Linked DNA regions of Homo sapiens: region 1 is linked to region 2. The links are chromatin contacts, found by Hi-C or POLR2A ChIA-PET in ENCODE. All regions are on one chromosome and are shown on one strand. Each heading gives the region's core, a stretch centred on a gene start or an enhancer-like site at or near the end of the contact. The rest is flanking DNA. Distances are from core to core; before and after follow the strand shown.

Region 1 (4,249 bases), core at 1,128-3,627, 110 kb after region 2:
TTTTCACAGCACTGCATTTTAAGCGGAAATCTTTTTTGAAGCCTTCCCTTTCCATTTACCGTTTTGTTTGTCCCTCCTGTCTGACATGCAAACACATGATACAGCCTCCATTCTTTCCATACAGCCTAATTCAAAGCAACATATGTTAAATCCACACAGAATCATGTGAGCATTCAATCCGCATCCACACCATTACCCCCACAGAACGCGTTCAGTAAGCTCCAACACAGTTCTCTGCGTGCAAATCAGACCAGCCTGGGATGTCTGCAGGACTCTCCCCTGACTCAGCCCATCCAGAGCTGCGCATGGAACCTGTTCCTTTTGGAGAACAGGGGGCTGCTGGAAATACCCACTCAGATAACCGGCCACAATGCAGCAGCCAGCAAGCCTGGCACTGCAGGCAACCCTGGGCGCAGGATCCTCCACAAAGCTCGAGGAGGCTGCAGCGCCGGGGCTTGCAGTCATTTATCTCCCTGCAGCCAAAACGCCCGGCTCGTCCCCCCTCCCTCGTTTTACCTAACTAATAGCTCTCCAACCCCATATTGAGAGGGCCTGCTGTGGATCTTGGGAGGTACAAAATGGTGGATGGGAGCTAATTTTTTCCTGCTTTCCCCATAACTTATCGCATCCATCACTGCCCGTCCTCTCCTCCAAGCACCCGGGCCGCGGCGTACCGAGCACGTCCCGCGGCCCCGGCCCGGGGGCAGAAACGCGGTCACCAACCAACCTGATGTCATGTAGCCCCGCGAAGCCTGGGGCGCGAAGGCCGCGGGGAAACGCTTGTGCAGGCGGTAGTCCTTCTCGCTGCGGGACCTCATGCGGTCCGAGGCCCGGTCCGAGAAATCCGAGCTAGGCCAGGCTCGCCGCAAGGTTGTGCTCCGGGTCTTCTTCATGGTGGGGAGGGCGACCTGCCGCCCCGATCCTCGGGGCCTCAGCGCCGGGGCGCAGCGCGCTCCTTCATCCGTCTACGGCGGGCACGACCCGGGCGGACTCTGCGCACATTTTCCCAGCCCCTCCTCGTCGGCGTCTACACCGCCAGCGGCGGGTCCGGCCCTCCCCACGCCCCCCCACACCCCCACGGCGAAGGCTCCGATTTTACACACGTCCCACAATGCATTACACTTCATTTGCAATCCGCCCGGCTTATAGCTTCCAGATTCCTGGGGGGAAAGGCACGTTAGGAGGCTCCCCGGCCGGGAGGAGGCGGGGAGGGGGCGGGCGGGGTGGGGGCGCCGAGACTTGCAGCGTGAAGGCAATGGGAGCGCAGACAATGGCCCGATTCAGCGCAGGAGTGCTTGGCCAACTGGGAGCCACGGCACAAAAGACCCAAACAAATGAGGCAGCCGAGGCCTCCGGGGCTGACCCGGGATCGGGCGTGCGGGAGGCCGGAGGGGCGGCGGCAGACCCTCCGCGCCGGGCAGCTCAGCGCGAGGCGTGGGGATGACAGTGTCCGAGTCGTGTCCCCGCGGGCCTATCAGCCGCACGGCCCGCAGTCCCCGGCGCTGGCTGGCTCTGCCTCCGCTGCAGTCCCCGGGAGACAGTCTTCATCACAGAGGCTCGAGCGGGGGGCGCGTGTGCACAGGATCCGAGCAGGCTCTGCAGACAGCAGCTGCGGCGGGCGGGCTCCTGCGGAATCCAGGAAGAGCCCGCGTCGTCCCCGCGACTGCAGCGCCTCGTCAATCTTCCCCTTGCCGAGGCTCCGGGCGCTGTGCGTGCGCGCGGGTGGATGGCTGGGTGGGTGCGCCGACACGCATGTGCCCCCTACACATGCATGCTCCTACTTACTGGCCGAGGCGGCGCCGGAGCCATGGCTGCCAAGGACGCCGAGCCTGCGATCGACCCCCGCGCGGCGGCAGCGCTGCTCCGGCGCGAGCGCGCGGAACGGCTATTGAAGGGCAGGAAGCAGGACAGCCGCCCAGTCTCATGCTAATCACCAGGCTGCCTTAAGTTAGAACGCGGTTCCCATCAGGCTTCTCATTTTCATGTAAAACACCCGGCGGCGGCGCGGGGACCTTGGCAGCTGCCCCAGCCTGGAGCCAGCGCTTGGATATTTACATATTTTTAGGATGGTCCCTCCCGCTCGGAGAGAGACAGCGAGCCAGCCTTCGTGGGAACGGGGAGATCTGCGGTGCGCTGCCTGGCCCACCTGCGCCAACCCCAAAGGAAGCTAAAGCCAGAGGGAGGGGAGGCCACGGCGAGCTCCCCCACAACCGCACACGCCGGGGCGCCGGGTCCACGCAGCCTGGAAGACGCAATGCAAGTGGCCTGCAGCGCTTCCTCTCTCCCTCTGGAGTCCCGGTGTAAGTCACCGCCAGCCCGCTACGCTGCATTCAGGTCCACAGCTCTTTAGATGGCACGGCTCTGCACAGCTGTTTCTGGTCCAACAACCAATCGCTAAAGGACAACAATGCGCGCGGCGCGCGAGGGGAGGAGGGGCCAATGCGCCGCCCGGGCCTGGGCGCTGGGCCCGGGACGCGGGCCTGGGACCCGGAGGTCACGCCGAGTTAAAGGCGCCCAGCCACGTTGCTGCTAACCCCGACCACGCTTTGCACTGCCGTTCATTCAAAAACGGTTATCTCCTCGATTTGGGTTTTCAAAAATGCTTTGGTACAGTAAACAACGACAAAAATAAGCCCGATTTCCTTTTTCAGCGCTGCATTTGACATGTTGGTGCATTTTTTCATCTGTGACAATGCAACGTTCAAAATCATATTTATGCTGTTGTTTCATATTCACAGGTGCCAAGATGCAGAGACAGGGATATTAAATCTTTATAGGGATATGCTTCTAACAGGCTGATATCGCAAAAACAAGCCAGTGGATTCTAGCTGGTTAGGATTCAGGAAGTTCTAACACAATCTGTGCTATTCCAAGGCTTGAATTATTTGAGGGGGGTAGCAACTATCTTGAAGAACCAGGCAGAGCAGGATGGCGTTAAGCCACAGGCATTATAAAATCTAGAATTAGAGCTCTCCTCATTCAGATCTCAAGACCGCCCTCTATAACCTGTGGCCACTGTACTACCTCTTGGGATACCCAGGGTAAATAAATAAATAATCACTAAGTAGCCTATGGAATTTATATTTACATAATCAAAATGTATTACTGTCAACCAATTCACTAATGTTCTGTGGTTTTTATTTTTAATTGGGAAAGGCACTTCTAGTTCAATGTCTTCTTTCCTGTAAGAGAACTGCTAAGAACAGAAAGATTACAGCTTTAGAAGTTATAGAAGGCACTTTTAGTTCAATGTCTTCTTTCCTGTAAGAGAACTGCTAAGAACAGAAAGATTACAGCTTTAGAAGTTATAGAAAGCTAGCTGTATAAAGCAGGGATCCCCAATTCCCAGGCCATGGACTGCTTGGATATTTACCTACCCCACAGATATTTACGGACCCCGTGCAGCTTCTAGTCCTCGGCCCATTAGCAACCAGGCAGCACAGCAGGAGGTGGGTGGTGAAGCTTCATCTGTATTTACAACAGCTCTCCATTGCTTACTGGCATTACCTCCTGAGTTCAGCCTCCTGTCAGATCAGTGGCTGCATTAGATTCTCACAGGAGCACGAACCCTATTGTGAACCATGCTTGGAGGGATCTGGGTTGCGTGCTCCTTATGAGAATCTAATGCCTGATGATCTATCACTGTCTCCCATCACCTCCAGATGGGACTCTCTAGTTGCAGGAAAACAAGCTCAGGGCTCCCACTGATTCCACATTATGGTGAGTGTATATTTATTTCATTATATATTACAATGTAATAATAAAAGAAATAAAGTGCACAGTAAATGTAATGCACTCAAATCATCCCAAAACCTTCTGCTCTCCAACCCTACCCCCACCCCAGTCCAAGGAACAACTGTCTTCCACGAAACTGGTCCCCAGTGTGAAAAAGGTTGGGGGCCGCTGGTGTAAAGGACCATAAGGTAATAACAAGTTGTATTAATGAATGTAGGAGAACTGACATTTAGATATCTCAATTCAACAATTACTCAGTACCTCCCAAGAGCCAAAGGTGGTTATATGAATGATTATAATAGCTATGACTTAAAGCTAATGGTGACTGCTGTGGCAACTGTGATAGTCATTCATTCAGCAAACAATGGCTGACTGTCTAGAATACGCAAGCCCTGGGATGGGTGCTGGGCAAACAGAACACCACACATGACCCTGCAGCAAACCGTCTAGTATGGAAGAGAAACAGTAGGCAAATAAATGCAGAAATTGTGCTAAGTTCTATGAAGAACAATAA
Region 2 (4,596 bases), core at 1,572-4,071:
CAAATTTATGGAGGTAGTTATATGTAAAAATAAAAATTACCATAAAGTAATATGTTGTATCATAATAATACATAAGTGTGCAAAATGCCGACAGATGTGTTGACCCTTTCACAGAGATTCAACCAGATTCAGTTTTGTAAACCTTTCAGCTGCTAAACCCTAAGACTGGATAAGCAGTCGTGTAACACAAAGCTATGATTTTACAGGAGGAAAGGGATACTGGCAACGCCTGGCGAGGCCCCCACTGTTCCGGGACCGAGAGCCTCACCGTGACCTCGAATGACATTTGCAATGTGCTGCCGGCTGCCACTCCTCCCCCATTCAAGAATCTCGATCAGATTCAGGCAGGAATATTTTTATATGCAACATCTGCTTACATGGTATCACCTTTAAAGTCCATCATTTCTACACTAATGGCTGCTGGTCTAAGGGAGTTTTTAAAAAATTATGTACCCCATAGCATCAGGCAAATAGTGTACATATTTATTTGAATAATGTCTTCTGTAAACCTATATCTTGTGAAATATCAATAAATTCCTATTTTAAAGCTTCTCTTAAAGGTAACGCTTTCCTTTCCTGTTCACACAGTATTCGATTATTTCAATGGCTACTTTCAGAGGATCAGCTAGAGGCTGATGTGTTGTTTCAATGGTTATATTATTTATGAACTGAGAGTAGAAGAAAAATTTGAGAGCAGGTTTTTGGAAAAAATGAATTTAGACAAATATTTAGTAACTGTATGATATATAACTCCCCAAGGGAACCAACTATGTAGTCTATTAGATACATGATCATTCCTTCTGGACATATTTAAGCAATGAGACAAACAATGCGTTGAGGCATGCCTTGGAGGAAATAAGGCATGAGACTGAAAGCCAACTGGCTTAAGCATTTCAATGGTATGGGAGTTTACTAAGAAACATGCTGAAGTTTCACTATAATAAGCAGAAAAAAGGAATTTACACCAAACTCAAGGAGTTCAGTTTGACCCAATGCAACTTCCAAATAACTGAAAAACTATGAGGGAGCATTTAAAGGTTTCAAGAATGAGTCCAACTGTGTATAGGACTGGATTCTTTAAACAGATTGCTAGTGATTAAACCTCATACAAAAACAGATGCGTCTCACAAATCATATGCCAATTACTGAAATTGGAGGTGAAAATATTCTAGATTTATTTTGGGATATATATATTTTATGGTGTATGGCTCCCAACAGCACATGCCACTGAACTAAATAAAACTTTATGTCAGAACACTTACTTGTGTCATATGTAACCCTTTTGCAAATAATATTCCATTACTACAGATCTGTCCCACTGTTCTCAGAAAATAAAACATGGGAACGTTGGAATGTCTCCTTGCTATAAGATGAAATTATTGGTCATCCCTTTGCTGCTGGGTCTTCTTTGTGTTCAACATGACATTGTAAACCAAAGCAAAATGTTAACAAACCATTTGGAAATAAGTTGGTCTAATTAACTACACATCCAGCTAAAAACGCCTCCTGAAATTGGTTACAAAGTATCTGTAAACATTACTCTGGCATAGTTCATGTATGCATAATTGTTATTCTGATAAATTTTAGGGGAGTACAAATTCGGATTATACCGCACTAGCAGAATGAGCACATTCTGTTGTTTATTACATGGGCACATGTATATTTCTAATCAAAAATTATTTTAAAAGTTTTCTCTATACATATCTTCCCAGGAATAAAAGGCCTGAAGTTCAACACTCCCTAAATTTGCTCTTTCCTACAACCACTAAAAATTATCTCCCACAGCCTAATTTAGGCATTCTATTTAAAACTACATAAAATAGATTTATGTCCTTCCATTAGAAAGAATAACATCCTCAGGCCCTACTCTTCATTTGTATCACAAAGAACATTTTGCTTTTAAACAAACTAATTATTGTATCTATTAGAGTAAGATAGGGTCATCCTAAGTATCACAAGGAGGAAATTCTCTTCCTTCAATATTTGAGTAACACCTTTTACAAGTCCACATCACCTTTTCAATCACCTAATGCTGTGCCCCAGCCAGACTGGAAATTGCTTTCCTTTGTCCACTTCAGATTCAAAGGCCTATATTCCTGTTTGTGATCACGGAAGGTTAAAAAAATCAGACAAGCATCTGTGACACTTCAAAACAAAACCCTGAAAACATTCACTCCCAGTGATCTCCATTGCGACCCCTTCTCACACACTTCCATGGGCTCCTGCAAAATAGTGTCACGAAAACTCACAGTGAAAAATGACTGGTGCATAAACAATTCACACACAAAGGGCCGGGGTCCCTTCTAGTTAGTTTGGCATCTATTTCCCTCAAGGTGGACCCTTGCATTTGACATTTCGTGGTAGCTTAGTTTTGTTTTTTGTTTTTTTTTTTTAAATTTTTTTTGTTTTGTTTTGTTTTTTTTTTTTTGGAAGTGTCAAGGATCAGTTCTGTGGCACCGTTTAACCACAGACTGGGAGCAACACGCATCTGTGGCATTTTAAAATGGAATTGGCAACTGCATGACATTGAAAATGCGTATTACACTTACAGTGTCTAGACTTTCCTATGTGTGCTCAGATACAATTAGTGAAGCAAAAGTATACATATCACCCCTACTGTTACTCAGTTGCTACAGAGCCATAAATGTGAAAAGCAATACTCTGAAATAAAGATTTTTTGTTTTTTTGCCCTAGCCCTACTTAGCAGCACAGTTTAAGTAAACACAAAAACTGTGGTTGAGATGCTTGTCTTTCCAAAGATGTAAACATCAGTCCCAGTGTCGTAAACTTTGCTGTATCGAATGAGACAGAAGATCTGAGGCAGAAGGACAATCACACGCTAGTAACAGAAGCTTGCAAGCAGTTGGAAGGTTTCTGTAGCTTCTCAGCTTCATTTGTCGGGGGCTCCGCGCTCGCTCGGAAGTTGAAGGCTGGACCAGCTCCACCATGGGCCGGGCTCAAAGCGGGGTTCTGACGACGGTTACTTTCAACAATGCTTGATGTGTTGGAAGCCAGGCTCTCCCGAGTACTAAAAGAGCAAAAAGGGTTTGTTTTGTTTTGTTTGGAACATAAATAATTATAAATTGAGCCCCAGAGGAAGAGCAAATGATGTCGTTAATGGATTTCCTCTGTTGGTTCATAATGTCATATCAATATACATCTCGACTGATTATTCACATCTGCCTCTCCACCACTGGCTCCAGAAGCTTCCACAGACATGTAATAATCAGCAGCACACTCAGTGAATAAAGGGTTTTTAAATAGCTAAATGCACTTTGAAATGTCTTCTCCTTTTTTTCACACTCAACGAAACGACTTCAAAATTTGAGGTGATAGCTAGCTATCACAGTGGTTTTTAAAACAGATACTCATAAATACACCTAAGTCATGATTTCATTTCAGGCTGGAAATTCACTGGCATAGCCGCTCCTGAACACACTCGATAATTTTATCCTAATGATTCCATTTTCATTCTGGATTAGCAGATTTCGACTGTGGGGGACTTGAGCATGCCCTTTTTTGGGGGACCCTGGGCATTTGCCGCAAAGATGGGAATAAAATTCACTTTAAACGTTTTATTCCACTGTTTCAAAATTTAACACTTTAGTTAAAATACATTATATTTTCGATAAAGGAACTTCGATTTTTTTTTCCCATTCATTTGTTAAGTTTCCACTCATTTCTGCCCCACTTCGGCAGGATTGTTTTTGTTTGGATTTTTTGTTTTTGTTTTTGTTTTGTTTTGTTTTGTTTTTGGAGTCAAGGTCTTGCTCTGTCCCCCAGGCTGGAGTGCAGTGGTGTGATCTCAGCTCACTGCAACCTCTGCCTCCCAGGCTGAAGCAATCCTCCTACCTCAGTCTCCCGAGTAGCTGGGACCACAGACATGTGCCACCACACCCGGCTAATTTTCGTGTTTTTAGTAGAGACTGGGTTTCCCCATGCTGCCCAGGCTGGTCTCGAACTCCTGAGTGCAAGCAATCCGCCCGCCTTGGCCTCCCAAAATGCTGGGATTATACGTGAAGTATTTTCTTTTTAAAATAATTCGTATAGAATACAGGTGATTTAAAAGCTGTATTATTTTGCTCTCTCTTTTACTTTTTCTAAGTTAGAAACACTTGAATCTATTTCATTGCTTTAAGATATTTAGAACATTTAAGATTTCAAATGTATAGGGCAATGGCAGAAATAAGATGACTGGGCCAGATTGAGAAGAACTGAGTAGCTTTCCTGTGCCAGGGCCTCAATGTGGCTACAAGAAATGTATCAGCTACAGAGATTGAGGAAGCCAGAAGCATTCTCAAAACATCCACTGCATGAGGCAGAGTCAACATTTAGGAAATAGTCTCTGAGAGTTGGTCCCCACAACTGACTTAAGCCTGCTAGAGCTAGTTAACAAGTCAAACTACTACAGCGAAGACATCCTCTCCTCTCTTTCATTCCCATCCTCGGCTGATAGCATCTTTGAATCCTGTACTCTGACAGCCCTTTCCAACAGGTTATTTAAGCCTAACTCCTTGTGGCTTTGAGTTTGCTTCTCACCAAGAAGCCAAGAGTTAATTGTTTAAAAGGCAGTTTGTTCACTGACAACCAAAAAAA

Evidence for each region. A loop is a pair of places that touch in the nucleus more often than their neighbours do. ChIA-PET counts read pairs that join two places held with the same protein, here RNA polymerase II (POLR2A). Pooled maps may share reads with other maps.
Region 1: a map of IMR-90 shows a loop between it and region 2 (2.7-fold over the local background). The contact joins the promoter of STOX2 here to the enhancer-like site in region 2. A Hi-C loop is called at or near these places in 2 of 168 maps with a recorded cell type or tissue (IMR-90 and heart right ventricle) and 2 of 50 pooled maps. POLR2A ChIA-PET finds 5 or more read pairs at or near these places in 2 of 52 experiments (AG04450 and SK-N-SH).

What each region holds. Positions count from the first base shown.
Region 1 is chr4:183,903,435-183,907,683 of GRCh38, reverse strand. It overlaps STOX2 (storkhead box 2), which reads right to left and starts at 2,377. Exons shown (of 4, transcript NM_020225.3): 1 at 728-2,377. The coding sequence starts at 893. RefSeq lists enhancers at 1,417-2,124, 2,125-2,834.
Region 2 is chr4:184,015,521-184,020,116 of GRCh38, reverse strand. STOX2 (storkhead box 2) reads right to left here. Exons shown (of 4, transcript NM_020225.3): 4 at 1-3,028. The coding sequence ends at 2,833. Among named protein-coding and RNA genes, the nearest start is that of STOX2, 110 kb to the right of the region's middle. RefSeq lists an enhancer at 2,430-2,929. Within about 2 kb of position 2,821, at least 4 of the 41 ENCODE cell types and tissues checked have a DNase peak (open chromatin) inside an H3K27ac peak, as active enhancers do; they include IMR-90, where a contact is called at or near this core.